2 separate regions of the Homo sapiens genome follow, and region 2 is linked to region 1. The links are chromatin loops, found by intact Hi-C in ENCODE. Cell type or tissue: B cell. All regions are shown on one strand. Each heading gives the region's core, and the rest is flanking DNA. Links, peaks and the distances in the headings are about the cores only.

The links. Hi-C counts contacts between places; a loop is a spot of excess contacts. Peaks named below come from ENCODE experiments on the same cell type or tissue, not always from the same donor. Only the 100,000 strongest peaks of a DNase experiment are listed, where the experiment ranks them.
Region 2: a loop joins it to region 1, with 2.0 times the contacts of the local background. A loop is called at or near these places in 2 of 110 quality-filtered maps.

The regions. Positions count from the first base shown.
Region 1 is chr10:92,107,384-92,123,129 of GRCh38, reverse strand. CPEB3 (cytoplasmic polyadenylation element binding protein 3) reads left to right here. Exons shown (of 10, transcript NM_014912.5): 7 at 11,936-12,054. LOC107984254 (a long non-coding RNA gene) reads right to left here and starts at 10,747. Exons shown (of 2, transcript XR_001747551.3): 1 at 8,251-10,747; 2 at 7,602-8,125. It also overlaps the pseudogene SDHCP2. In B cell, for the core only: no CTCF peak of the experiment used is centred there; no DNase peak of the experiment used is centred there.
Region 2 is chr10:92,174,028-92,189,773 of GRCh38, reverse strand. It overlaps CPEB3 (cytoplasmic polyadenylation element binding protein 3), which reads left to right. Exons shown (of 10, transcript NM_014912.5): 4 at 8,755-8,811. Among named protein-coding and RNA genes, the nearest start is that of CPEB3, 110 kb to the left of the region's middle. In B cell, for the core only: a CTCF peak has its summit at 7,917; no DNase peak of the experiment used is centred there; H3K27ac peaks cover 295 bases.

The sequences.
Region 1 (15,746 bases), core at 4,757-12,756:
TAGATTACCAATTTTGAACTCTGAGGTGGTTCTACGCTGCCGGCTTGTTTTCTTGTCCATTCCCAACTATTCCCACCCCTGCTGCCAAGCAACCAACCCACAAAGAAAGTTGGTAGTGTCGTAGAAAACACAAAACAGGCTAGAATCAAGTCTCAGCCTCACACAGTAAATATTGTTAAAGAAATATGTTTAGTTCTGAATCTAAGCAGAGTGTTTAGGAATCCGTGCACTTAGGCAGTATCTATCTGCAGAGCTACCTCTACATTTTAACTTAGGTTAGTTGTTTCCCTTGGAATGTCTTCTCCGTGTTTTCAATGTTTTCACCTATGTTGTACCATTAAGGTCTGGCCCCTGTGCCACCACCTACAGAAAGCCTTTCCTGATTTCTCTATTCATGTCTTCTCTGAAAGTGATCTTTCTTCTTTCTGTGAAGTCCAACTTTTAAAAATATGTTTACAAAAATACTTCTTAGGATCATTAATGCATTGTTCCTAAGTCAGAGTTCTCTGTGAATTTATTCTATACAATCTTCTAGTGCTAGTATATAAACTCCTTAAGAACAAGAATTTGCTCATGATAGTAGTCCCCTGCAGTGTGTAGATTACATAAGTGTTGAGTAAATCTTGGAGATCAGGTATCCTCATTCAAGAGGAAAATGAATAAGAGATCCAGTTCAGAGACCTACAGTGAGTGCTCTCCGCTGCAGGCAGGGATTGATGAGCTGCTTCAACTCTTACCACCCACCACTCTCAATCCTATACTCTAACTAATGAACTCTGCTCACCGTTGTCCAAGTGAGTTGACCCTTTGGCCTTTCCATGCCGTGGCCTGTGCACCTTCCTGAACTTGGAATGCCTTTACTCTCTGGAAAAGTAATCAGCCTCTGGGTCAGATATGGCCTTTGCTCTTTGGTGTTCCCTGATGTTTGGACAAATCTGCTCCCTTTTTTTCTCCCCAGTGTCCTGTAGGAGATACCTCCAACATAGTGCTTTTAATGTTGCTTATTAGTTATTGACAGTCTGATTTTTTCTGGATCAGGGTTCTTCTTTGGCTTGTTCATCTTTGCAACCTCAGTACTTAGCATCATACCTGGCATCTCCTAGATGTTTTTGGTACCCTTGAATTGAATCCAAAAAAAGTCTCCTGAGGCAAACCAGATAAGTCCTCTGACCTGAAAGCCAAAGTCAGAGAGAATGTTTGGGACAGACTGCCTGTACCAAAAAAAGTCTGAACTCAGGCAGCTCTGGCTAGAGCAGTGCCCTTTAGGTTTCTCTAGGAAGGTCACTGGTAATAGGAAGCTTGATTTTGTGAGAGGAGAGAGCTGCCTGTCTGTCCAGGCCATGGACCTTTCCTTCTAGGGTTGGTCTCAATCCAAAACCAGCCATTCCTTGGTCTGCCATTTTATGAATGCTGCAGTGGTTCAGGATACAGCTCCACAAGCTGAATTTTTTTTTTTCCATTTGTAGTTGGTACTTGAAACAAATACATCACTAATAGTATTAGTTGATTTTAAGAACTGTTGATTCCTTAAAAAAAAAAATACACATCTCTTTTTAGAATGGGAGACCTTGTAGTTTTTTTTCCACAAATTTTTATTTAAAAAAAGTCAAACCTACAAAAAAGCTCTAAGAATAATACAGTGAACACCTATATAGCTTTCTTCTAGATTCACCAATTGTTAGCATTTTGCCACATTTTTGCGTGCATGCTCGCTCACGCGCTGTCTCTCTATTATATATATATAATATATTATATATAAAATATATTTTATATATATATATGTGTGTGTATTTCCCCAATAGCCATTTAAGAGTAAGTTGTAGACCGGGCGTGGTGGCTCACGCCTGTAATCCCAGCACTTTGGGAGGCCGAGGCGGATGGATCACCATGTCAAGAAATCAAGACCATCCTGGTCAACATGGTGAAACCTCGTCTCTACTAAAAATACAAAAAATTAGCTGGGTGTGGTGGCACGTGCCTGTAGTCCCAGCTAATCGGGAGGCTGAGGCAGGAGAATCTCTTGAACCCAGGAGGTGGAGGTTGCAATGAGCTGAGATTGTGCCACTGCACTCCAGCCTGGGTGACAGAGCAAGACTCCATCTCAAAAAGAAAAAAAAAAGTAAGTTGTAGGCTGGGCACAGTGGCTCATGCCTGTAATCCCAGCACTTTGGGAGGCTGAGGTGGGTGGATCACCTGAGGTCAGGAGTTTGAGACCAGTCTGGCCAACATGGCAAAACCCCGTCTCTACTAAAAATATAAAAATTAGCCAGATGTGGTGGAACTTGCCTGTAATCCCAGCTACTTGGGAGGCTGAGGCAGGAGTATCACTTGAACCCAGGCGGCAGAGGTTGCAGTGAGCCGAGATCATGCCACTGCACTGCAACCTGGGCAACAGAGTAAGACTCTGTCTCAAAAAAAAAAGAATTGTAGACTCTCATTCCTAAATATTTCAGCACATATCTCCTGAGAACAAGAAATATCCAGATTGTTTCAGTAATGTCCTTTACAGCAGTTTGTTTTCTTTTGTTTTTTGTTTTTTGTTTTTTTTGAGACAGTCTCGCTCTGTCACCCAGGGTGGAGTGCAGTGGTGCAGTCTCGGCTCACTGCAAGCTCCGCCTCCTGGGTTCTGGCCATTCTCCTGCCTCAGCCTCCCAAGTAGCTGGGACTATAGGCGCCCGCCACCACACCCAGCTAATTTTTTGTATTTCTAGTAGAGACAGGGTTTCTCCGTGTTAGCCAGGATGGTCTCAATCTCCTGACCTCGTGATCCTCCTTCCTCGGCCTCCCAAAGTGCTGGGATTACAGGTGTGAGCCACCGTGCCCGGCCTAGCAATTTGGTTTTTTGTTTGTTTGTTTGTTTGTTTGTTTGTTTTTGTATTTTTAGTAGAGACAGGGTTTAACCGTGTTAGCCAGGATGGTCTCAATCTCCTGACCTCGTGATCTGCCCTCCTCGGCCTCACCAAAGTGCTAGGGTTACAGGTGTGAGCCACCGCACCCGGCGTAGCAATTTGGTTTTTTTTTTTTTTTTTTTGTATTTTTAGTAGAGACAGGGTTTCACTGTGTTAGCCAGGATGGTCTCCATCTCCTGACCTCGTGATCCGCCCGCCTCAGCCTCCCAAAGTGCTGGGATTACAGGCGTGAGCCACCGCGCCTGGCGCAATTTGTTTTTTTTTTAAATCCAAGATCCACTCAAGGGATACAACAACTTGCACTTAGATTTTTTTCTTTAATGAGTATTTTAATTTAGTTTCAGAAAAAAATGGTGCATGACTTCGATGAGAAAGCATAAAATTAAGAGGGTTTTCTGGAAATGCAAGAAAAATAAGTAACCTTTAATATGTTCAATGATAATTTTCTGGATCTTCCTCTTGTGTCAATAGCTATATATATTTCTTCCTCAAAGCAGCTGCTCTAAGAACTAACTAGCCCTCTTTATCTCCCTCTAGCTGGGATAGACTAATTCCCCTCCACCCTCACCTCTCTTCTTTGAATAACACTGCATAGGTGTTAATGGCCTGGGCTCTCACCAGTGAACAGAATTGTCCTTTAAGCCAGCAACCCACAGGCAGTGGGACCCAAACCCTCACCCCCAGTCCCCAGGGCAGAAGCCACAGAGCTGGTATTGTTTCTACTGTCTCAGGAAGAAGGAACCAAAAGCTGACCTTTGGCACAAATCAAAGCCCAATATGGAAAGAGAATAACTGCTTCTAGTCCCAGAGTAGGCAAGTTGTGGGCAAAAAATGGGAATTTTTGCAGCCACCCCATCTTTAGAAACAAGGGGAAAACTAGACCCTTTTCCACTCTTATGTTCTACAAGGTACTCTACTGCTCCAAGGGGATCTGAAAGTGCAAAAGGATCTAAACAAATAAGGAGAACTTTTCCCAGGCTGGAGATAAGAGTGACAAACAGAAAGATGGGTGAATGTAATAATGTGTAGGAATATGATGCTGGGAACCTCCGTTCTTCATATGGCTGCCGGCCCTACAGAGGACAACACAGTAAGAACCAGGACAGCCACTCCAGACTGGTATAGCTGGGGAATCTTCAGGCCTTTTCCTAGGTCTCACATCAAGTGTCAGACCCCATTCCAGGTATGATACATGAGAGGGAAGACGAGTGCAAACTTAGCTGTGTGGATCAGTGCTGGCCCCAGACACAGGGACTTCACCAGCTCCAAATAAGACTCAAAGTTCCCAGGGAGTAACAGGGCTGACATGCCAAAAAGAGAGGCCCCTGCCCTCAAAGCAGTACCAGTGTCATGGTGGCAGATGGCCATTGCCATGGGAAGAGACCAACTGTAGATAGTGACGTGGGGAGATACAGGACGGTTTAAACCTGTGTTCTTATTCCAGAACCGCTCCATCTCTTGTTTGCCTGTGGTTCCCAAAGGAACAGCATTTCTGATACAGAGCTGAGGGCTAAAGTGGGCTCGGAGGCAATGTCGACCAACATGTCTCAGCAAGAGTGCAGCCATCTTGGGTTCCACATTCAGTTGTTACATCTCTTTAATCTCCTTTAATTTAGACAGTTCCCTAGGCTTTTTGTCTTTTATATCATTAGAAGAGTTCATGCCCATTGTTTTATAGAATATCCTTTAATATAGTTTTTGTGGGCTTTGTAGCAATTATATCTACATAGGCCTTAAATTATAGGACTAAAGCACAGGGTGACCACTTACTGCTATTAAAACAATGTCAGGCCGGGCACGGTGGCTCACACCTGTAATCCCAGCACTTTGGGAGGCTGGGGCGGGTGGATCACCTGAGGTCAGGAGTTCGATACCAGCCTGACCAACATGGTGAAACCCCGTTTTTACTAAAAATGCAAAAATTAGCCAGGTGTGGTGGTGCATGCCTGTAATCCCAGCTACTTGGTAGGCTGAGGCAGGAGAATCACCTGAACCCCGGAGGCAGAGGTTGCAGTGAGCCAAGATCACACCATTGCACTCCAGCCTGGGCAACAAGAGCGAAACTCCATCTTGAAACAAAACAAAACAAAACAAAACTGTCAAATGGTCACTGTCATAAGGACATTTTAAAGGCAAGTTCTGTATTAGGGATATTTAAAAGTTTATCTTGCCATTTTTAGATGAGGTAGTATAAATTAATGGGCTCTGGAAACTGATCTGGTTTAATTCCAGATTTCATTCCTGGGTTTTAATTTGAGAATTCCCTTAACCTCTCCAAGCTTCATTTTCCTCATCTGTAAAATGGTAATAATAACAACTGTATTTACCTCATAGAGTTACTGTGAGGATAAAATGAGCTAACATGTAAAATATTTATTAGCAAAGTGCCTAGAACATTGTGAGCATTTAGTACCTGATAGTTGTGGTAGTAGAGTTGTTGATAATTTGTACTAGGTATCAAATATTAAAAAAAAAACATGAAAAATTATGTATTTAAGAGATCAGGAAGCTTTGTTTTTGAAAGGTAGCCAAGAACATTTTGGAGGTTGTTATACTTAATGTGTTCTCAGGTATTAAAAGAAAAAAATCACTACTGGGCACGGTGGCTCACACCTGTAATCCCAGCACTTTGGGAGGCTGAGGTGGGCGGATCATGAGGTCAGGAGATCGAGACCACCCTGGCTAACACCGTGAAACCCCGTCTCTACTAAAAATACAAAAAAATTAGCCGGGTGTGGTGGCAGGCACCTGTAGTCCCAGCTACTCGGGAGGCTGAGGCAGGAGAATGGCTTGAACCTGGGAGGCGGAGCTTGCAGTGAGCCAAGATCACACCACTGCACTCCAGCATGGGCAACAGAGCGAGACTCCTTCTCAAAAAAAAAAAAAAAAAAAAAAAGTCAGCCAGGCATGGTGGCTCATGCCTGTAATCCCAGCACTTTGGGAGGCTGAGGTGGGTGGATCATGAGGTCAGGAGTTCAAGACCAGCCTGGCCAAGATGGTGAAACCCCGTCTCTACTAAAAATACAAAAATTTGCCAGGTATGGTGGCGGGCACCTGTAATCCCAGCTACTTGGGAGGCTGAGGCAGAGAATTGCTTGAACCTGGGAGGCGGAGGTTGCAGTGAGCTGAGATCGCACCACTGCACTCCAGCCTGGGCGACAGAGCGAGACTCTGTCTCAAAAAAACAAAAAGAAAAAAATATTTTAATTAAATTTACACTTCACACACCTGGCCAATGAAATGGAATTATCCTAATTAAGTTCCTTCCCAAACCTTGGTGTTCCTTTTTCTCCCAGAAAATTGCATTGATCAATTTAGGATTGTTGAAAAAAATCCCTCAGTGTTCTACCCTTCTTCCCCAACCTGTTTGGCATCAGTGGGAAAGCAAGGAATTTTCGGCCATCCATTCTACCTGTAACTCAGGGTTGTGTTGGTGACAGTGACTAGGAACTGTTCCTGTTCCCTCCAGAGCCCTGTCTGCTTTCATAGACTGGCTTGGAGCTGAGGGCCTCTCATAGCTTGCCACATCACTGAAGCCCCCACATACTCCTCAGGTTACCATTTCTGAAACTGGAAGAGTTTTATAATCATATTATCTGTTACTGGGTCCGAGGGCAAGAGAGAGCAGAGGAAGTTGATAATTTTTTGGCCAAGTTTTTTTTTTTAATACCTTTCAAACTAATAGAGAAGCTCTGTTTATAGGCATAATTGGTTTTTACTTTAAAATATATTAAAATCAGAAAATAATACTACATCTGACATTCTTGTGGGGGAAATGGCTAATCATATATGAAAGCAGATATTCAGTCACTTTATTGTTTGTTTGCAGTAATATTCAGCCTGTCATTCAAGTAACTTTAATTAGGGCTTTTCTTCAGTATCTAGGTTACTTCTCTTTATTCACCAAATGCTTGCAAATGCAAAATAGAAAGTGCATATTATTATTATTATTATTTTTTTTTTTTTTTACTGGAAGGTGTGTTTAATAACTTAAAATCTTCATCATTATAGTGATTACTTCCTGTGGCATTTTCCTTATTGAATATTAACATAAGTACACACTGTGAGACTCTGCTACAGGGCCTTGTTCCTTATGCCTTGGACATACAGTGGGGGGCAGAGGCAAAGCCCCTACTCCTACTCTCCTAAGTTTGAATTTCCTTTGCCTCCTCAATTAACCCATCTGATTTATTGGGACATCACTGATCTCAGATACAAGAAAACTGATACTGTTGTGGAAGAAAAGCAAATCGTGACGAGAAAATGGCTCTGTTATCACAGGTCTGCACGTTTACATAACAGAAAAAGCAAGGGACAGAATTATATTTGGACCAAATCCAAATCACTGAGTGATTCTACTAAATGATGATCGCATACTAAATTTTTTTTTGTTTTTTCACATACATTTTAAAGTGAGAGATATTATTTTAAATTTTAGAGGGTGAGCATCAAATAACATTGTGGTTTCTGTAATCAGTATAAATTACGCAACAATCAGTTTAAATGGGATCATTTACAACTGCTCACATAGCTCTTGAGTTTATATTAACAATGTAGAATTTAACGCAGGATAGTCTATTCCTCAAAGAAACAGGAATAATGAACACAATTAAATGTTTCACTTTGACCCAGACTATTTTTCAGAACATAAAGTCATCAACATTCATATTACAGCAATGCTTTTTCTTTTCCGCCCAATTAGCACCAATATAAATCGTTCATTCCATCTAAGGCCCTGTATTACTTCAGGGAATATAAATCTAAGTCCCGGCCAGGTGCAGTGGCTTACGCCTGTAATCCCAGCACTGTGGGAGGCTGAGGCTGAAGGATCACAAGGTCAGGTGTTTGAGACCATCCTGACCAACGTGGTGAAACCCCATCTCTACTGGGAATACAAAAATTAGTCGGGTGTGGTGTCACACGCCTGTAGTCACAGCTGCTCGGGAGGCTGAGGCAGGAGAATCACTTGAATCCGGGAGGCGGAGGTTGCAGGGATCCGAGATCGCCTCACTGCACTCCCGCCTGGGCAAGAGACCGAGACTCCCTTCTCCAGGGACGCGTCCATGGCTGAGGCGGTCGGTGGTGGCCCGGCGGTCCCGGGCTCTACTTCCTCCTCCCGCGCCCCGCAGCTCTTTCCACACTGGCAGCGCTGACGTCCCCCGCGCCCGCGGCCGCCGGGGCGGAGAAGAGGAGGAGCTGCCAGGCGGCTCTGCCGGCTGAAAGTGCATATTATTAATTTGAATTCTAATGTTTGTAATGAGACCATATGCAAAAACTCAACTTTAATTTTATCTATTACAGAAATAATTGAAAATGCAGTAAAAGAAAAATCAATACTCACATGACTTCCTAGTTTATGAAACACCTTTTTATACGTTATCTTACAACCTACATCTCTGTAAGGTAATTGGGACAAATATTTGGTTTCTTCATTTGACAGAGAAGAGAGCCAGGATTCAGAAATGTTAATATTCAAGTTCATGGTTCCACCACTTACTGGGTGATCTTGAACAAGTCGCTTAATCACTCTGTGTAATTTCCTTAAATATAAAGCAGAATTCAAAATAGGGCTTACCACATAGGGTGTGTGTGAAGATGAAATGAGTTAATGTCCACAAGGCACTTAGAACAGTGTCTGGTGCATAGTAAATCTCAACAAATGTTAGCTATTAGCTGTTATTATCACATAGCTACTAAATGTTAGGACTTGTACCCGAATCTAGACCTTCTGTCTCCTAGTCCAGAACACTTCCTAGTACCATGTGCAATTTACCTTTTAGTAAATCATTGATTGGATTTCCGCCTCACATTGACCTTGTTATTCTTGAAGGGATCTTTTTCTACTTTGTTTACTTTGACTTTAAATTTTTCAAGATCAAAAGGGAAATATGTTCGAAAGATTCTTCCTGATTTTAAAAAATCCTCTGATTTCTGTTGTCATCTGGGTTTGCTTGACCTTGAAGTATCAGAAGGTGTTTTAGCAGGTGAAGATATCATAAAGTTGTTTTCAAGAGTGATTTTGGGTGTTTCCGGTGAATTCTGTTTTGGTTGGAAGGCCTAAAGTGGGAAGTAGAGTTAGAAGAAATTGTTGAACTACAGCCCAGATTTTGGGGGGTTGGGGGGAGTTTAGCCATGTCTCTTATCTACAGTGCTGAGAGAATATTGCCATTACAGAAAATGGCAGCTTGGTGACCTCAGAGTAAAGATAATTGTTTTGACACAGGATTATTTATAGTAAAAGAGCCATCCTAAAGAAATTGGTAAACTGTTATGGACCATTTCCTGGGAAAGGAGAAATTGTTTATAGATATTTCTCTTGATAATAGTATTTGTAGCAGGCTTTTACTTGTGACTCCCAGTTGTTTTTACTCTATCTACTGCCAGTGTAGATATTTTATGGCTGTGAGATGGGCCTAAGTGAAAATCTGCGTGCTTTTGTGGGAGCTGCTCAGCTGCTATAGGGAGACAACCGCCTTTTCTTTGGATGCCCAAGGTCAATGCAAAACTGGATTTGATGTTGAAGATTGCAGAGGGTGGGCAGTGATGTGAAGGAAAAATGGAGTCAGCCAGGAGGCCTTCTTGAGGCAAGGAATAAGAGAAAGCCCCAACTCACTGGGCATTCCCTATCACCAGGCCTTTTTGATGTGTACATAATACAATATATACATAGATGGAGTACTCTGACTGCAGGGTGTTCAATATGCTTATGATCTTTGTGGATATCTGTACCAGTATTTAACTTGGTAAGAGAGGAGGTTTGAAAGAACCTGCTGAGACCTCCTCTTTGTGATATTTGGACTTTTTAACCCACCTTATCTCTAATATTATCTTTAGTAAGTAGAATTAATGTTCTCATATTAAGTGAAAACACTGAATTTTTAAGATTCCCTGGCACCTGGTGATAGTTCAATACTGTTTGCAAAAGAGGATATGAAGAAATGATGTATGTATTGTCTTTTCTAGTTTTGCAGTCAGGTTTTATTTTTCCTGACTAGCCATCAACAGAATCTTCTGACCTATGCAGCATGAGACCAAAGCCCAGAAAACAGCTCTTGGTCCTAAAACCTTGGCAGTCTCTCTCTTGCAACTACATGGCTGCCCATTCAATTTGGTGCCTTTTCCTGTGTGTTAGTTTCTGCCTGCTATGCTAGGGAGTGGCTGGTCTTTTTTTCTGCTATATTTGCCTGGATGCTCTGTATAGTAGATGGGGAGTTGGAGAAAAGGCTAAAAACGAATAGCCATTATCCATTGCCACTGTCATTACATGTTGCCCAGGACTCCAGAGAGCTTTGCTTCTTAGCCAGTTGATTATGAATTAAACACCTCTGATGTGTGAGAATCTTCTGTATGTGGGGATTCTTATCCTTCTCTGCCATTTACATTCTTCTGATATGCAATGTACCAGAGAAGAACTGTGTTGATGATGGTTTCCTTTGAGGTTAGTAGCAGAGTTGGGAGTTGAGGAATGACAGCTGAGAGATTTAGCAAAGCTAGCAGGGTTGTAGAGAAGTTGAAAGCTTAGACTAGTTCATGACGGGCCTTTGCTCTGTCATCATTTATGAATGCCAGTGTGGCCACAAGTGCCACAGGTGGCCCCTTGAATATCTGTTGCTCTCTTTAAAGTCTTTGCTGATTCTCCCAAGTTGGGCCTTTGCTCCTTGTGATTTCAGTGACACATTTTGTCCCCACTTATCTCCCTCAGCTTTGTAGTGAGTAGTTAATTGTCTAAATGTTTGTTTCATCTACTTCATAAGTTTCTTTACAAGAGGAACCTGGGGCCGGGCGTGGTGGCTCACACCTGTAATCCCAGCACTTTGGGAGGCCGAGGCAGATGGATCACTTGAAGTCAGGAGTGTGAGACCAGCCTGGCCAACATGGTGAAACCCTGTCTCTACTAAAAATACAAAAATTAGACGGATGTGGTGGCGGGCGCCTGTAATCCCAGCTACTTGGGAGGCTGAGGCACACGAACTGCTTGAACCCGGGAGGCAGAAGTTGCAGTGAGCCGAGATCATACCACAGAGATTGTGCCACTGCACTGAGATTGGGTGACAGAGCAAGACTGCATCTCAAAAAAAAAAAAAAAAAAAAAAAGGAACGTGGTCTTGCTTATTTTAGTATTCTCATAAACCATGGATATGTCCCACTTGTATCAGTTACTCGGTAAATCTTATGGAATTAAACTGAAAAAAACTGGCTGTGTCTATGGAAATCCTGCAGCTAATGTCCATTTTTCTAGACCTACTGTACTCTGCCAAGAGGGTATCTCTTAGAGAAGCAGAGCACCATCATCAGAAATAGCAGGCAAAAGCACACCAGCTTATTGTTGGCCTTTTTAAAAACTTTTTTGAAGCTTTTTGTGTGTGTGTGTTTGTGTGTCAACAAAGCTTTGTTAAAATATCATTCACATACCATACAACTCACCAATGTGACATGTGCATGTCAGTGGTTTTCAGCATGTTTACAGAGTTGTGCAATCATCAGCACAATCAATTTTAGAAAATTTATCATCCCAAAAAGAAACTCAGTGCCTATTCCCTCCAGCTTCCCCATCCTAGGCAGCCACTAATCTATTTTTTGTCTTGATAGATTTGCTGGTTCTGGACATATTTTGTCTGGCTTCTTTCACTTAGCATAATATTTTCAAGGTTTATCCCTGTGGCATGTGGCCAGCCTAGAGCTTTGTAGAAATTGGAAAGCAGGTGGTGCTTGTTTCCTGGCTACTTGTTAGTTGTGGCTAAGGCCAATGGTGAGTCCACTTGCCCTCATTAAGGATAACCAGATGTATTTAGTGGAAATTCCATAGATGTGTTCTAAACTTGCTTCTGTGAGTAATTGTAAAAATTAAACAAGGTAATATCAATGAGCACCTAACTTAGTTCCTGGACAAAGTCCCTTTGTCCCACTTGAACTTCTTAGATTTTAGTAAGAATTTGCCAAAATGAAACAACAGATAATTTGTAATTGGTACTTTGAGTTTAATGTACTGATTCTTCCTCTACCCTTTTGTTTTTGCTCTCCCCAAGGCTATGCCTTTCTGCTGTTCCAAGAGGAAAGCTCAGTACAAGCTTTGATAGATGCCTGCCTAGAAGAAGATGGGAAACTCTACCTGTGTGTGTCAAGCCCCACCATCAAGGACAAGCCAGTAAGTAATACATGGCCAGCTGTTGCTTTTCCAGAGCACATATGCTATTGGAATAGCTGACCTCCTCTTTCTGATAATGGAAATGCTGGTAACTAGGATCCTCTTACCCAGCTTGGCCTTGCTATGCAGTAGAGTTGGACTTTCGTTGGTGATGGGAAACTAACAACAAATTACTCAGTATTCATTTTATACCTTTGGGACTGTGTGTAAACAAATATGTCCTTGTCTTTCACTTACAGCTCTTTTAAGCTAATTCCTATTCAGAAATTCTGAATCGAGGTAAATAATGCTCTTAGCGGTTTTGGCAGCTGGTTTCCGTCATTATTTCAGATCAAGAACGGAGTTATTTATTTTTGAAAAAGGTCATAATTGTTGATGTTTATGTGCCTCTGAATGCAAGGCATTGTGCTGGGTGGTACCCACAGCTAGTTAAATAGAGCCTTCTGGGTCAGGAGCTTACACTCTAAAATGGATAGTTTCAACAGAGCAGGAGAGGAGAAGGGCAGAGAACGTGGAGCTAAAACCATAATACAGAGTTTGTGGTTAAGAGTTTGTGGCTTCTGAGCCAGAGTATGAATGAGTAAGTCACTGGATAAGGGAGGAAGATTGTGTCCTTCCTCTGGCAGAAGAGCTATCAGTGGAGAAGGGGCAAGATCATGTTCAGAGCAGAATAAACGAACTTCATTTATGTGACAGAAGTAGGGATCTGTGGGAAGTTGGCAGGGGTAGGGTGAGGTGAGTTTGTGTGTCAAGGCTTGGTGCTAGATGTGGCAAATAGAGTAAAAATATGACACAGAGTGGGCAAGAGACCAGAGCTGTATATACCACAGGGCCTGCAGCGGCCTTTGTATGACTAGCACTGGAAATGTAGGGCCTACTTAGCAGCTAGGTTTATTTTCAGAAATGTGCATGGGGAAATAGTTGGATTGAATATAGAAGTTTGAGTGTTGACTCTTGTATTTAAATATCTGCTTGGCTTTGAATAAATCATCTAATCCTTGCTGAACTGTGGTTTCCTCACCTGGAAGATGGGAAGAATAATCATTCTTCCCTGGGTTGTTGAGAGGCTCAGATAAGAGGAAAATGAATGTGAAAGCATTTGGTAGAGGTCAGATACTTGTACAAATTTAACTGGCTAATGTTGTCAGTCCTACATAGGATTCAATAGAGCAAGATTAGAACTCAGCTATATGGCAATATCTGTTGAGAAGGATGATGACATCTTTAACAGGGTTTACAACTGTTTGCTAAAAAATGATGTTGAGACTTGGCCACCTATAAAGGGGAGAGTGCAGCACTTAAAGCAGAAGAAAGAACTACTAAAGAATGGGGATATTGAGAGTATTCATTGGAGAGTAAGCAAATGATGTGGAAAAAGAGGCAAGGATTTTAGCCAGTATAAAAGTGCCACTGTAATTTTCAAATTTGGAGGCTGTTGCCAAATTTTGGAGTAGTATGAGTTTGGAAAGTCTGTACCCAAAGAAGAAACAAGTCCCCCTCCACACACACAAAAAATCTGTACCTGGCCAGGTACAGTAGCTCACGCCTGTAATCCCAGCACTTTGGGAGGCCAAGGTGGGTGGATCACGAGGTCAGGAGATCAAGACCATCCTGGCTAACACGGTGAAACCCCTTCTCTACTAAAAATACAAAAAAATAGCTGGGGGTGGTGGCACGTGCCTGTAATCCCAGCTACTTGGGAGGCTGAGGCAGTAGAATCGCTTGAACCCAGGAGGCGGAGGTTGCAGTGAGCCGAGATCGCGTCATTGCATTCCAACCTGGGCGACAGAGTGAGACTGTCTCAAAAAAAAAAAAAAAATCTGTACCCAATTTGGTAGGATCAGATATCTGAGAGGTAAATTCTCAACCTCCAGAGAGCCTCTGCTACTGGCATGCCAGTTGGAGAGAAGCTGGAGTGAGCTGGGAAGGTTTAAGGTCACACACTGTAGGAGAGGATTAGAAATAAATTTTTCTACATAAAAAGGCAGAGGGATAGTAGTACATGTTGAAATAGTTATGTCCATGCAGGTTAAGAAGCTAGAGATGAACACGCAGAGTTTATATACTTTGGAAGAATCGTGTCACTGGCTCTGTAGGGAAGGAGAATAATATGCCTTGTGGGACAAGCCTTCAGCTGGACAGGATGTCTCTTGAGCAGGGAGTGAGCAGCAGTAGGGGTCAGATGGAGGTGTTGTGGTGACAATGCCATTACTCTTGAGTGTTTTCAGTAGAAACACATGTATTATCCTTGGATTGAAGGACTTTTGAAAATAATTAGTAGAATTAATCTGTTTTGGAAATGTTTATGGGGAAACTAGCTTTCACTGTTTGTGTTTTGGCAAATTCTGCCTTATTACAGTTTTCATTTTCTGAGCTCAAGTGCAGCAGTTTTATTGTAGCTTGGTGAATTCTGAATGGCGACTGCCAATCACACATTTCTTTGACCCAGGCATACTCAGAATTTCCAGCATAAACAGTTTTAGTAAAACTTAGGATAGGAAACTTAAAAGTCCCCAAACACCTGCAATTTTAATGAACTGGATCCTATTTTGGGTTCTACTCTTTTGGCTCTATTTTTGAAAACTTCTCTTACTTGGTTTTAGCTCCACATCTACCACCCCACCACCACCCCCTGCCTCATTTATGCATATGTCCCTACCTAGGTTCTGGTACATTCCACCTCATTGTGCATGCTCCCATGAGGGGAAAAAAAGTAAGAACTGTGTTGAACCTTTGGAAGTAAATGAGGACCTTGGCAGTAGCTCAAGGCAAAGTCAACCTTTGGTGCTCACTCACCAAACTTTTTTTGAGCCATGGTGCTTCCTTGCTCCCAGCTTTTGGCTTGGCTAGCCTTTATTTTCTACCTTTCAGGATCCCAGTGCCCTTGTTCTGTTGTTTCATTTTTTCTGACCCTCCCTGGATTTCTTCTTGGAAATACACCATGTTCTAAAATGACCTTGCAGATTTTCTACCCTTTATCTTTCTTTCTCATCGTTTCCCCTCAAACTCCTGTTCCCTTTGGAACAGATTAATCAGATTGTTTTTCTAATGCAGAACCTGATAGTGAGGTCTCCTTTCACCCATCTTGTCCAGGATCATACTTGCTTTTTTTAACTCAAATGAATTCCAAATTTGTGGATTTCAGGTTGTGTTAGGGAGATATTTTTCATCAGTGACTACTTCTTATTAAATTACTCAACTCAGACTATTCTGTGTATAGGTCTGGTCCTGAAAGATTGCAGAAGGAACTGTATTTATGGCCTAATTAGTTGACTTCCTCAGTTCCAAAGAATGGGAAGACAAATTGGCAAGAGCAAGAGGAGGTATTGAGGAGCTTCTAGATCTATGATTTTTTTTTTCCTTCTCCAGTAAGAGGAGTTTCATAGCTCAGGTATCCCAGGCATATCAGAAGACAGCTGTGTCCATGTGCAAGGGTTCCAGTGAAGCAGGCAGACATTGTGCACAGTGGTCCCTCTCATCAAAGTGACTCTATTTTTTGACTATATTAATAGATTGAACCTGAAGGTTCAAGACAGCAAGCTAATAGAGCAAGGGACCTAGAAGGTCTAGCAGAGATAGGGGCTGAAAAAGAGTAATCTTGAAAAGAAGGTGGAGAAGGAGCTATTTAAGGTTCTAGAACATGTTGGCCAGAGATGTGGGATAGCAAACACCTTGAAAGGATTATCAGAGGA
Region 2 (15,746 bases), core at 4,375-12,374, 67 kb before region 1:
TTGCGCCACTGTACTGCAGCCTGGCGACAGAGCGAGAGACTCTGTCTCAAAAAAAAAAAAAAAAAAAAAAAAAAATCACTAGAGACTCTCTACCTAGAGGTAACAAAGGTTATTATTTTTATTAACATCCTTCCAGATATTTTATATTCTCCATATAGGAGATGAAATTTCAACTCAGTCTTTCTGACTTTGCAGTCAGTGAAACCTGGGTGTGAATTCTGTCTCTGCCTCTGGCTGCCTATTAATCTGGATAAATTAACCTCTTCAAAGCCTCAGTGTTCTTATTGTTAAAATAAATTCCCTACTTCATAGAGTGAGTGCGAAGATCAAATAAAGTCCCTGGCACTAGAAACTGCTCAAATGTTATCCACAATTTTTTGCTGGAAGTAGTATGGTATCCTTACAGTACTGACTTCTTTCCAACTAGACTTCAGCTAAATGTTGAAATTTTTCAGGTGCAAGTTGTCAAAATTTTATATTTTTCATAAGTAGTGATTATTGAAGGATAAACGTCTTACCATTTTCAAAGCCACTTAAAGGAGAAAGGAAAATAATTTTTTGGTTATTTTGGTTTTCCAATTGTAAATCTGAATGATGTAAAAAATATATAATAAAATAGGATATCTAGTACTTTAAGATGTACTTGAAGAACATGGTAAAAATATGTTCACAATAATATTTTATCTTAGAAATGTATTCAGTAAAAAATCTCTTTATTCAACTATCCTCTTGATTCAGGGGAAAAAAGGATTAGCATGGGAGATAACAGAATAGGAAGTTTAGGAGATAATGAGACTTCTGTTTTAGTAAAGTAAATAAGCTTTAATAGTTTTTTGGTCATGTATTCAGTTTACCAGCCTTGAAGATATTTGTAGGAAATTTTAAAAGTTTCTCTATTTCATCCCCCATGATAAAAATTATATAGAATAAAAGCTGAATTGAACTTTCTTCACAGCACACTGAAAAATATCTTCTATAGCATTAATCAGATCACAGAATGCATATTTAAACAAAAATTTGACTAATTTATTTTTTATTTATTTATTTTTTTTCTGAGACGGAGTCTGGCTCTGTCGCCCAGGCTGGAGTGCAGTGGCGGGATCTCAGCTCATTGCAACCTCCGCCTCCCTGGTTCAAGCAATTCTCCTGCCTCAGCCTCCTGAGTAGCTAGGATTACAGGCATGTACCATCACACCCGGCTAATTTTTGTATTTTTAAATAGAGACGGGTTTCACCATGTTGTCCAGGCTGGTCTCGAACTCCTGACCTTGTCATCTGCCAGGCTTAGCCTCCCAAAGTGCTGGGATTACAGGCATGAGCCACTGCGCCCAGCCGGACTAATTTATTTATTTATTTTTTGCTTTTTAAAGATCCCAAACTACGTGCTTGGCTGTAACGGAATAAGGTAATAATCTCCTGGGTTTTTTTTTTTTTTTTTTTTTTTTTTTTTTTTACTATGTCTTACATATACTTTTCTTTTCGTTTGAGAGAATGCCTCAGAGATGAGAAAGGAGGCTTTTGAAGAGGGTAATACTCTAATGACAGCTGTTTCTTATTTTATTTATTTATTTATTTTTTGAGACAGGTTCTTGCTCTTTCACCCAGGCTGGAGTGCAGTGGCACAATCTTGGCTCACTGCAGCCTTGACCTCCCAGGCTCAAGCAGTCTTCCTGCCTCAGCTCCCTAAGTAGCTGGTACTAGAGGCACAGGCACCATGCCTGGCTGATTTTTTCTATTTGCTGTAGAGACAAGGTTTCACCATGTTGCCCAGGCTGGTCTTGAACTCCTGAGCTCAAGCAATCCTTCCACCTCAGTCTCCCAAAGTGCTAAGATTATAGGCATGAGCCACTGGCCCTGGCCCTGTTTCTTATTTCTTTTTCGAAGTACAGAAATCCTTGGGTTGGCAGATGTAGTAGGAGGGAGCAACTGTTCTCTGTTCTCATTTCTAGTGGATTGAAGGAAAATGCAACTCTCTTCATAACTATGAGGATTAAGGGGATTAATCGTGTTGAGAGAGGTGGGGTAAGAGATAACGAAAAAGATTCATCCCTATTGTCTTCTTTATAGCTGTTCCTTGACTTTCTACCTATGATGCAGGTTCACTAAGCTCCTATGGAACCACTCTGAAAACTCATGGTCGTCAGGTCAGGTTTGATTAATCATATTCTCCCAACTCTAGAAGGATAGTAAGGAAATACCAACTATAGCACATTGAGCAGAGAAGTAAGATCGTATACCCTAACTGGGGAAGCCCAGTATAGCAGGCATCTTGGCAAAAACAGGGAGGAGTTACTTTTTCTTCATCCCATGCAATTTCCCTCTTACAGCAGAAAAATAGTCCTGGCTGACTATCTGGGGTTCGTGCCTAGTAAAACATTTTTATGTATTTGAATTTTCTCTTCCCTCACCATTCATGGAACTGAGATTTGAAAAGTGAAAAGAACAGGTGTCAGTTGAGAACTGTTATTGAAAGCTTTGCTTTTCGAAAGTATGCTGAGAGTGTCTAGAGAAAAATAGCTTATCTTTCAGTAATAGTGCTTTAAAACAGATAATGCCACCCCTTTGGTGTTAAAATGGAAGAGATAATGCCACCCCTTTGGTGTTATAGAGGCATTTTTCTTTATTCATCACAATTTAAATTTAGTATTGTAGAGCCTTTCACAAAATTTGTCCCCTCTTACGGAATTTTGAGGTCTTCTTATTTTAGAAAAATATGCCTTCATTACATTTTATTTGCTTGTTTGTTCCAGAAAAATATACTGTCTCTTTATTTACTTCTGTGGCTTGAATTATTGCTCAGTTCTATTTTTGTGTTATTTCCCTTGATAGCCCATATCTGTTTATCTTGTTTGAAAGTTAGCAGATTACACAAACTGTTAGGGGGCAGGTTCTAAGTCAGCAAGAAGTGATGGTTCTTGTTTTGTACATTCTTGGGGGCAGAGACAGTAAGTAGAAACTGAGTGATTTGTATAAGTACCCTCCCATTAATTTGCGTAATCATCCTTTAAGCATAGCATTTAAATTACCTGAGTTTTTAGCGGCCAGGCATGGTGGCTCACGCCTATAATCCCAGCACTTTGGGAGGCTGAGGCGGGCAGATCGCTTGAGGTCAGGACTTCAAGACCAGCCTGGCCTACATGGTGAAACCCTGCCTCTACTAAAAATACGAAAATTAGCCAGGTGTGGTGGCAGGCGCCTGTAGTCCCAGCTACTCAGGAGGCTGAGGCAGGAGAATCGCTTGAACCCACGAGGTGGAGCTTGCTTTGAGCCAAGATTGTGCCACTGCACTCCAGCCTGGGTGACAGAGCGAGACTCCATCTAAAAAAAAAAAAAAAAATCACCTGAGTTTTAAAAGATAAAGATGATGATGATTATTATTATTTTGAGACAGGGTCTCGCTGTGTAACCCAGGCTGGAATGCAGTGGTGCGATCTCAGCTCACTGCAGTCGTCACCTCCCGGGCTCAAGCTCTCCTCCCACCTCAGCCTCGTGAGTAGCTGGAACTGTAGGTGCATGCCACCATACCCACCTAATTTTTTTTTTTTTTTGTATTTTTTTTTTTTTTGTGGAGACAGGGTTTCGCCATGTTGCTCAGGCTGGTCTCTAACTCCTGAGCTCAAGCGATCTGCCCACCTCTGCCTCCCAAAGTGCCTGGATTACAGGTGTGAACCAGTGCACACCAGGCTGGGAATTGTGATTTAATTGTTCTCGAGTACAGTCTTTATTAAATGAGGAAACAGAGGCACAAAATATTTAACAACTTGCCAAAAATTACCCGCTATTAGTATGTGAATAAACTAGGATTTGACCTCAGGTCTAAGCTCACAGGTTTTGATTATTGGTTATTTGGAACATATTTAGAATATTTTAGTATCAAAGTTTTATCATTTCCTTAAAACAGATTTAAAAAACAGTTTACTATATTTTTACATATCACAGTATTACATTTTTAAGATACTTTTCTAAAGCAATGTCTCTCTAACTTTATAGAGAAAGTTAGTGGGAAATAAAACCCAGTAGAATATGCATTTTACCTGGTAAGTCTTTCTGAAACGTGGCACTAACATTCTGTTACATGAAGCTTTCTGATGTACTTGCCTTTTTCGAGCAAAGGGAGTGATTAGAGGAAGGTACAGCAGTTGTTCCCTATCTCATAACATATTGTAGAAGTAAAGAGATGACTTTCGTAATCAATTATGAATTAATGAAAATTTCAGTTTTTATTTTGAACTCATAAAAGCATGAGTTTAGTTGGATTCTGAAACTTTGAATCATGATAGACATAGTTTTTTTTTTATAACTAGTGTTTTAAATATGAATGTGAATTGAGCTTATGGGACTGTGATTTTAACAGAACGAATAACCATATGTAACCCTATTCTCTAACCTCTCCCTTCATCCCCTCTCACCCCTATTTATCAGATCCTGTGCAGTGGGGAAAGTGGGACACAGTCTCAGATTTCCACAGCATCATTTAACTTAGTAAAACCAAGTATGCCTTCCAGTTTTTGAAATCTTACATTTTACACTATACTTAAAAGATAGCTAGCTGACAAGAACAATTTAAAAATAGCAGACCATGGACAGGTGACGAAATGTCACGCTGGCAACACCAGACTACATTATACAAAAATCATCAGATGTCACGCACTTGATTCTATTTTCACAGCTGATTAAACAGCAGTATTTGTTGGACAAAAGGAAGAAAAAAGAAATGGCCTCTTCTGAATTTGGAATCAGTTTTTCTTTTGCTGTTATATATTTTATTTTCCTCCAAAATTCCTTAATAACTGTAAAACTTAAGATATACAATGTATTAAGTTAAAAAATTATGAAATAATTTCAATTTTAGAAAAGAAACCTTTACACATATACACTCCCTAACGTGGAAAACTGTAAATCAAAATGTTAACAGTGCTTATCCTTGGTGAGCTTGTTTTCTCCATTTTTTTGCATTATGTGATTTTTCTCCAATGAAAATATATTGCATTTTATAATCTAAAAATTACTTTTGGAAGAGGTAAAGAAACCAGCTTAAAGATGCTGTGAATGATTTTACTTTAAAAAATTACATTATTAGTTGGGGGAAAAATTAGATTATATTTAGATAATTGATTCTGATGGATGTGGCCTTCTCGACCCAGAGTGTCTTTTCTTTTCTTTTCTTTTTGAGACAGAGTCTTGCTCTATCTCCAGGCTGGGGTGCTGTGACACGATCTCGGCTCACTGCAACCTCCACCTCCCAGGTTTAAGCGATTCTCCTGCCTTAGCCTCCCGAGTAGCGGGGACTACAGGTGCATGCCACCACACCCAGCTAATTTTTTTGTATTTTTAGTAGAGATGGGGTTTCACCACGTTGGCCAGGATGGTCTTTATCTCTTGACCTCTTGATCCGACTGCCTCGGCCTCCCAAAGTGTTGGGATTACAGGCGTGAGCCACGGTGCCCAGCCTGGAGTTTCTTATAAAATCTTTTGTTGCTCACTTTCATCCAGAGACCTGCTGAAGTCAAAGAGGTCAAAGAATTAGAGAGAATACCAAGAAAGGTAAAAAGTGTTCTGCTTTTCACCAATTAGTGATACTTTCAATCTGCAAAACACTGCCTAAGGCTCTTGTTTTACTGCATCATAAGGAAGTTTAGGTTGGAAGTAATCAGCGTACGATAGAGAATAATAATTTGAAAACTACCAAGCTTCCTTTCAGTTTCATCTTTCCAAGCTGAAAAGTTCTAGGAGCTTATGGAAAGGGTCAAAAAGGATCCATGTAGGTATGTTTAACTTCTGGAGGACAAAAAGGGTACCCCTTTACATTTGGGAAACTAAGTAGTTATAGGAACATGTAAAAACTTTATTTGATATAGTGGTTGTAAACTACATAATTCTTTACCGTAAATGGTAGACACAGGAAAGAAAAGAAGTCAAATAAGGATCAGCTAAATTTGGGTTTGCATGATTTCCTTGATAACCCTTTATTATTATTCTAGAAATATTTAGGGAATATTGCTAACTTTTTAGATAGCACACCCTCCTCTAAATATTCCTTGGTTAAAGTTTGAAAAGATCCTCCATATATGCGATTTCCTTAAGTTCTGATGGGCAGTGATTTTGAAGTCTTGATGGGCTTTTAGGTAGACTTTCCAGTGACTGGCTAATCATTGTTATATTTGAATACCCCAGAAAAGGATGAAAGCTGGTTTAGAGTAAATCACATATAGTTTTCATAGATATTAATATTTTTTGATAATGAATCCAAATAAGGTCTTGATTATCCAAAAACGATGGTGAGAACATTGAGATAGCTAGTTGAAATGAGAATATACTTTCTCCCTACTGAGTGAAAGCCTTGTTCTGGTGACAGTTTTTCCTATTATAGGTTCTGATCAAGGTGGTGGTAGGAGATAACACTTGTTGCCAACTATAATTTTCAGGGACTCTAAAATGACTTAGGAACTGAAAAAACGTAAGGCACGTAGAACAATTATATATAGATACAGTACATGTATCTTTTAACAATGGGGTAGTTTTTGAAATTCCTAATAATTAGCTTCTAGTAAATATGAAAACGTTTATGAAATCTATAAAAAATAGATGGTTCTTTTAGATTTTACTCATATGGCTTTTTAATAGAAAACATGATCTAATCTAAGAAAATAATTTTACTATATTACAAATGCTAGCAAAATTGTCTCTGCAAAACCAGAGAGAGATGAAACATTTTTTTCCTAATAAGGTTTGAAACGATAAAAACTAAAAATTTTCATTGAAAGCTCTATAATGCTTCATGATAAAGTTAGAACAGTTTTATCAGAATCCATCAAATTCTAGTGGATTTTCTTATTTATGGATGTATTTAAGATTTTCTCATTCAATACATACATACACACCAATATAAGTGATGCTTCACTTGCGAGGGTTTTGTTTTTCCCTGCCTCTTTTTTTTTTTTTTTTTTTGAGACGGAGTCTTGCTCTGTCGCCCTGGCTGGAGTACAGTGGCGCAATCTCGGCTCACTGCAACCTCCACATTCCGAGTTCAAGTGATTCTCCTGCCTCAGCCTCCCAAGTAGCTGGGATTATGGGCATCCACCACCACACCCAGCTAATTTTTGTATTTTTAGTAGAGATGGGGTTTCACCATGTTGGCCAGGCTGGTCTCTAACTCATGACCTCAGATGATCTGCCCTCCTCGGCTTCCCAAAGTGCTGGGATTATAGGCATGAACCACTGCGCCCGGCCTTCCCTACCTCTTAATATGAAATGACCTTTTACAAATTATCGTAGCCTGGGGAGCAATAAGAAATCAGGATGGTCCTGTCTAGGCAAAAACTTCATTTGCTTAGGAATTCATGATTCTCCCTTTTTATTTAAGGCAAATGCCCTGCTTTGTCTACTGTGATGCTTTCCTTTTGGGCAAAAAGAACTTAATAATGCTATTTGCCTCCAGTCCCCTGTAACGGAGTTTACCATCAAATGATCACTGACTCTTTTGCAATTATGTAATATAAAACTGTGTATGTTGTAAAAATCAATCATTTTAACCTTATCTCCAGCTTTTTCTGTATACTTTCTCCGCAAAATACTGTTGACATTTATTTAAACAATGGTAGTGAAATAAGATTAACATTTTTTGAGAATTTCATGATAACCCTTGACATAATTGAACATTAAAACCTTGCAGAGCCAAGTTTATAGATATTAGCTTTACACAAAAGCATTGTTTCAATAACTATTTTGTTGAAGGAATTTGGTCAAGAAAGCTTTCTAAGTACATTTTTTTTTTTTCATATAAGACTCTCTCAAATTTTCCTTTTGGTACATCTACCTCCTTGTCCCAAATAATTAATGAAGAAAACATAACAAAAATGTCTGCATCTTCCATTCTTGCCCCTAGGGGCCATTAGTTGAAGCATCTGTTTCTGACTTAACATCTTATAGACCAGGGGTTGGCAAACTTTGTGAAGTGCTAAAGAGTAAATATTTTAGGCTTTACGGGCCACATGGTCTCTGTCACATATTGTTCTTTGTTTTATTTTTGGTTTGGTTGTGTTTACAAGCCTTTCTAAATGTAAAAATGATGCTTAACTCAGAGGCATACAAAAACAGGAAGCCAGCTGTGTCAGCAGACGTTTGCAACTCCTGTTATAGACTTAAGGATGAACATGTGGAGATTAGCATTATATTCAAGGTCATATCACTAGTTAGTGTTAGGGAGAGCCACCAGAACCCTAGATTTTTAGGCCAATCATTTTCCCCCATTCTGTCTCTTTTATGAATTTTACCGTCTTCCTTCTGGTTGCCATTCTGATTATTATATTGCATTTTTGAGCCACTATGAAACCTCTCTTTTTATTCTCTCTAAGCTTCAAATTTATATACTTGTTTGAATCTATTTTTTTTTTTTTTTTTTTTTTTGCTGCTTGAATGGAAGGACAGTATAAATGGTTGTTTAAATAAAATGTTTAATCCAAGGAGTTGGCATGTTTAAATTGGAATGCAGGAGATGTGTTAAATTTCAGACTATTATAACAGAAGCTTCTTTTTTTGTTTTTTTTTATTTATTTGTTGTTGAAACTTTGGCTTTAAGACTTTTCATGTGTATGTTTTATGACTTAATTTTTAAAACTGTTGTAACTGCTTTGGCCTTTGATAGCATTGTTATAGATTAATCTGTTTTAGATTTTTGTAATGTTTATATTTTAAGATGTGTTTGAAATGATTACATTAAACATTCTTTTTGCTTAAAATTATTTTATTTTTTAGGACGCATGGGGATAAATTTCCATCATCCAGGAACAGATAATATTATGGCACTTAACAGTAAGTCTTCATATGAAATATTCTATTAAATTAGCAGTCAAGTTTGCAGCATGTAGTTTCTACATTCTTGATTGTTGGTTACATTTTAACCTTCCGCTGAAAGGAGTATAGACCATTGTTCTGTACTAGTGGTTCTCAAAGTGTGGTCCCTGGACCAGCAGCATCAGCATTGCTTGGGAGCTTATTAAAATCTCAGGCCCCATGACAGGGCTATTGAATCAGACACTTAAGGATGAGGCCCGGAGGTCTGTATTTTAACAAGCCTGTATGTGATTGTGATTCAGGCTAAAGTTTGAAAATTGCTGCTTCAAACCAGGGTTGGCAAACTATAGCTCTGCAAGCTGGATCTGTTTTTGTAAATGAAGTTTTATTGGAATATAGCCACACCCATTCATTTATGGATTGTCTGTGGCTACTTTTGTGCTACAAAGGCAGAGCCACAAAGGCCAAACTATTTACCATCTGACCCTTTACAGAAAATGTTTGCCAACTCCTGCTGTATACCATTGGGTTGGAGGAATGAAGGAGGTAGGTGAAGGGAGAGAGGAAGTGGGGTAGAGAATATAATGTGAATGAATAAATCAACTTATTTATACATAACTCAGAATTTTTTCATGGTGGTAGATAGCCAGGTATTTCAAGCTGGACATCCAGGGGTCTCCCATTAATGGAATTTGCATGGTATATATGTCAGCAGCTTTATAGGTTTGAAACAGTTTTGTCAGTATAATTGTTTGATCAAGTTCTAAAGCAGCAAAAACTTACTAACTGGAAAGTCATTATATTAATTAACACCAGAAGAAATAATCTGGGTGGCATCAGCTCTCCTTCCTAGTGTCAATGGATCAGATACCTTTGCAGAAGAACAGTCTCTAAATGGAAATTGTTCATTTTCAGAAGGACCTGTATAAGCCATTGAATCTTTTAGACTTTAAGTTTTCTCCTCTAGTAAATGAGTGATATCAGATTGTCCCCTCTCATCTTCCCAGATATACAAGCTGACTCTCAATACACATGGGAGACATACTGGATAAATCTAGGGTTGTGTACAATATTATTTCTTTCCCTCTTGCTTGAGTAGGTATGTTGAATGTCATTGGAGTTCTTTAGAACAGATTTTAGGTTATCTCTAAAATATATATTTCACATCTCCTTGGTCTGACATGCAACCAATGAGTACTGCTGAGAACCACTGGCAGTGCTTGATGATGCAGGTCCTAAGCCTCTCCATGCATATTTTTTTCTAGATTGCTAGTATCCCTGCCTTTTGGCAGGGTTAGGGAGATGGTCTTAGAGACAATAAGAATTCCAAAGTATCTACCTCTAATTTTCTAACTTCTAAATGAAAGGTCACTTTAAATTTAGATTATGCTGCCTCTAACTTTTTTTCTAGTCGATGGGAATTAATAAACATGCTTAACTTGCTGAACTTGAGCAATAATTAATTGTGAAAAGACTTCAGTTAGATTATGGGATTTAAAGTTGAATGTAAAAGAAAAGAACAGTATGGTAGTGTGTCTGCCTGAAGGAATGAGTGTGTATCTCAGAAAAGACCTAATTGACATGATGTGAATCCTCTTCTGCAAGAGGGAGAGGATATAGTTTGTGATTTTTTGTGGGAAAAAAATGGAGCTAAAAGACATTTTTCTTTTTAAAAACTTTTTATTCTCTTTGGTTTGATTTTCTTTAATTCTCTGCTTTTAAATCCAAGATTTCATTTATGCTCTTTCCATTTTGTTCATGTTGTGTAATCCCCTGTTTAGCTTCAATTTCTCCAATCCTTGAGAGAAGGGGGGTGATTAGGTAATCTTAATGATTGTTTTCAGCATGAAGATACTGTTATTCTGTAATTTTTTTAAAGTACCAAAACGGCCATTTTGCTGATACCTATAACAAATGTTGATGAGTTACACATAGTTGCAACAGATATCAGAGTGCATCAATCTTTGAATGTCTCTGTGGTTGCTGCCCAAAGTCAAAGAACCTTGTTGTCTCCTTAAAATAAACCATACGAACAACCAGAGTTTGATGTTTACATTACCTACCATCAGTTTTCTTTCAAAGTTGACTCCAGCTTGAGATGATCAGAACAAAAATATCCTCCATAGTAGGTACTTGTGGGACCTGCCAGCTTCGACAAATTTGCTGGGATAAACCTTGTTTTCCTTTTTGTACAGTTGATCCCAGCCCATCTGGTGACTTACATATGTAGCATATGCACAAACACACACCTATCTATTATTTTTGTCTTCTTTTTTAAAATATGTATGTATTTTTTATATTTTATAGAGATAAAGTGTTGCTATGTTGCCCAGGCTGGTCTTGAACTCCTTGCTGCAAGCAATCCTCCCACCTCGACTTCCCAAAGTGCTGGGATTAAAGGTGTGAGCCACCACACCTGGTCTTTCTTTTTATGCCTACCATTTGTTGCCCTAACACTTTTTGTCCGTGACTGGTCTATCCTTCTTCCTTTCTGTCAACCTTCATGTAGGAATAATTGAGATCGCTGGGCGTGGTGCCTCACATCTGTAATCTTAGCACTTTGAGAGGCCGAGGTGGGCAGATCACTTGAGGTCAGGAGCTCAAGACCAGCCTGGCCAACGTGGAGAAACCCCGTCTCTACTAAAAATACAAAAATTAGCTGGGTGTGGTGGCGCATGCCTGTGATCCCAGATGCTCAGGAGGCTGAGGCAGGAGAATCGCCTGAACCCAGGAGGCAGAGGTTGCAGTGAGCCGAGATCACGCCACTGCACTCCAGCCCGGGTGACAGAGTGAGACTCCATCTAAAAAAAAAAAAAAAAGGAATAATTGAGAAGAAGTAACAAATCCTGAAACATTGTTAATTCAGAATTGTGATTATCGAAGGGACTAGGTTGAAGTTGAGCTGTATTTTCGGAAAAGAAGGGATTGGCTAAGAAAATTATAGCAAATTGAGACAGTTTAAATTTTTTTAAAAAAGAAAATGCGAGTCAGTTGTAGTTCTTTCTTTCTTACCCTTTTTTGCTATGTGAAATTTGTGCTTCCTAGGTCTCTATGGAAAGCTGCCAATCATTATGTTTCCCAAAAAATCTTCCATCCTTTTTTTACTTTCTTGACCTCACCAAAACCTGTCTCCTAAAGATATGGCCTCAGTTCTCCTGACTTTATGGGAAAGATAGATGTCATAATATACATTCTTCTCAGTACTACTTTCCAGCTTTGAATTGGCCAAGTTCCCATTTTTTGGTGTTCCTAGTGCATGCCCTCCAGTTATACCTTCCTCCAAGAATCACCACTGCTGACATAATCTAGAAGACAGAAAATGAAGCTTAGAAGACAAAGATAGGATACCACTATGGAAGACAAATAAGAGTTACCAGTAAACCTTCAGACATTTAGGGTGTGGAAAAATTGGCGAGGTTTGTGTAAACCAAAGAGTCTACTGATTTTTCCTGTTCAAGACCATGAATCTATTAATAGTAAGAATTGGCAGGCCAGCCTTTATGGAGGAACCCAAGAGGCACATTCCAAATTTTGGCCTTTCTCAAAATATTAGGTCCTCAAGTATTACAGAATATAGAAGGGGAGGTAGGGGGAAGAAACTCCAATCCATCAGTAAGACCTGCCACTTGTCCAATATTTCCAAAATAAAGTTAGTTCTGAGGCAATATACCCCTTCTACTTAATCAGGTAATATATTTTTTCCTAACTGTTTAATAATTCTGCCCATTTTATTTTAATCTTCCTTACTTTTAAACAAAAACACTCGACGTTTGCATAATGTATTTTAATTTTTCCCATTGGAGAAGGAGGCTGCTAAGAGTTCTTCTAGCTACATATGTGGTAGTAGTTCTACCATCCGTATTTTTCTAATACTAATAGTAGCTTGTGTTTCCTTTTTCTTTTTCTTTTTTACATTCTAGGTCAGGGATGTCCAACCTTGTGGCTTCCCTGGGCCACATTGGAAGAATAATTGTCCTGGGCCACAAATAAAATACACTAACTCATATTGTTTTAAATTTGTCTTAAAACAAATCTCATAATGTTTTAAGAAAGTTTACAGATTTGTTTGGGCCACATTCAAAGCCGTCTTGGGCCACATGTGGCTTGCGGGACGCAGGTTCGACAAGTTTGTTCTAGGTGTAGAGTTGGTTTAGCATTCGTGGTCTTGTGTAGGATTGATGCCTAACTTGGTGACTTTTCCTCTATTATGCTGATCCTTAGAAAAGGATACTGGTGCCTCCATGATTCATCACATAAACCAAATTTATGTTCAAATTAATGTTCAAAATCAGCATGCCTGGTCTTTACTCCATTTGACTGGTCAGTTCCTCTTTTTCCAAGTAGAAAATGGGCTTGGGAAAACAGATAAATATCGGAAAGTTGCTTGATAGGTACAAAAGCAGAAACTGGGAATAGTGTTTCTTAAGGAATAGTATCATTCAGTTCTAGGAAGATGTCTTTGAAGCAGGCTGGAAGGCATGTGAAACTTGAAGATGCAGCAATGAATTAGCAAAGCCAAAGGCATCATCTGGAGTTAGGTAGATCCCATTCCCTCTTTACAAGCTATATGGCCTTGAGGCCACATTCTTAACTCCTCTTTGCCTCGATTTCTTCACCTGTAAAATGGAGATAGCAATCAGGAAAGTGGTTATATATATATTTTTATAAAGCTTAGCATAGTGCCTGATTTGTAGATAATGCTCATATGAGCTGCTATTGTGAATGTTTGCAACAGGCTTATTATTACCTTTAAAGATCTTTCTTTCTTTACATATTAGTTTCAAAAATATAAGTTTATCTCACATTGTTTACATTTAGGTAGATGCTTTCCTGATAGAATTTAAGACAGCACACCTGTAAGTCATTTGGTTACATTTATTTACTTATTTGGAGACAGAATCTCACTCTGTTGCCTAGGCTGGAGTACAGTGGTGTAATCTCGGCTCATTGCAACCTCTGCCTCTTGGGCTCAAGCGATTCTCCTGAATCTGCCTCCCGAGTAGCTGGGACTACAGGCACACGCCACTATGCCTGGCTAATTTTTTGTATTTTTAGTAGAGATGGGGTTTTGCCATGTTGCCCAGGCTGGTCTCGAACTCTTGAGCTCAGGCAATCCGTCTGCCATGGCCTCTCAAAGTGCTAGGATTACAGCTGTGAGCCACCACACCCGGCCACGTTTAGATAGGTGCTTTCCTGATGGAATTGAAGACAGCACACCTGTAAGTCATCACATAAGCTAGCATAGCTGTATTGAGATGTGGTTCCATTTGTTTTTGTGTGAATCTTTTTCTCTGGATGAAATACTTTCTATTACTTGACTTTGGAACATGCAAATGTGCACTGTCTTTGGATCCTACTGGCCTTTCTCAGTTGTTAAATATCTTGTGATGTTGGCACTTTAAAAAGTGTCACACGCTGCTGTTTGGAATGTATTAATAAAATGATACGGCCACTTTGGAAAACAATTTGACAGTTTCTTGCAAAGTTAAACATACAACTATCATATGATGCGGGAGTTCTCCTGGGAATTTACCCAAGAGAAAAAATGAAAACGTATGTCCACACAAAGACATATGTGCGAATATTCAAAGCAGCATTGTGGATAAACAAATTGTGGTACATCCATACAATGGAATACTACTCGGCAAATAAATAGGAATGAACTATTAATACATGCAGCAACATAAATGACTGTCAAAATAATTATGCTAAGTTAAAAAGCTAACAAAAGAATACATACTAGATGATCCTGTTAATATAAAATTCTGGAAAATGTAAACTAATCTATTGTGACAAAATACCACAACTTCAAGAAAGGAATTTTTGTAGTAACATTGTCTTCTTTTTTCAGAGGACAAAATTGAGGGCTTAGATCTTGGAGAAGTCATGTGTAATGATGGCATCTAGTTGAGCAAGTTTCTGAATCTCCTTAAGCCTTTGCTTGAAAACCTGTAAGTGGGCAGTTAGGATATTTACTCTACCTCATTGTTTTTGTGAGATTCAGATGAAGTAAGGCACACGTACAAATAGGGTATTATTACTGCTACATTTGGGAAGTAGGAAGCATAGTCTTACCCAGAGAAGATACTTCTAAAGAGTTAATTTTTCTTTTTTTGAAGATCATAGCTTTGTAATATAACAGAGATTCAATATTGTTTAAATTAAAAGTTTTCCTGCCATTCCTTTTCCGAGATCTTTGATGTAATTAGAGTCTGTTACAAGTTATAAGGAGATAAATTAGAATTCTGAAGTACCACTTCCCTTCTGACAAGGAAAGATGATTGTTTACCCTCACTCTTCCTTATCAAAGTTTGTAACTTTGCAAAATTGAAGATTCCTAGAATAAAACCTAAGTAGTTTGAAGACTTAAACTTTTGATATCTTTCTTCTTTATTTTTTCTGTATCTCATGAATTGATATATAAACATTTTGATATCTTAAGCCAAAAAAAGACACTCACCTCTTTAGAAGCTCTGAGGTCATTGATTGTTAAACAATGTATACATAGCTGATACACCAAGAAACTTGGAACTTTAGGTTATTCTGTTTTCTACATTTTCCTCTTATTAATGCCTTGAAAACATTTTAGAAGGTTTTGCTTATATTTCTATTTGAACTGAGGGCTGCCAGTGCATTTGTGGAATCAAAAGAGGCAATGTGAAAGGGCATTGACATGAACATTTGTGTTGGGCAGAGACCCCTGTGTGGCTGCAGAGCCTCCTCTTCCCCCTCCCTTTTATCCTCTGCTGGGAGTGAACTCCTTGGGGAGAGGCTCAGCTGAGAGGAAGTGGCAGAGAGGGAGCTGAGCACCTGATGCCAGAATGGGAATAAAGCCAGCTTTGCTAGAATTCCAAATGGCATTTTCCAAAATTTGAAGAACACATTGTTGTTTCTGTTCACTGTGAGTGGATATAAGTAAATAATTTCTTGGTAGCATAAAAAAGTATAGTAAA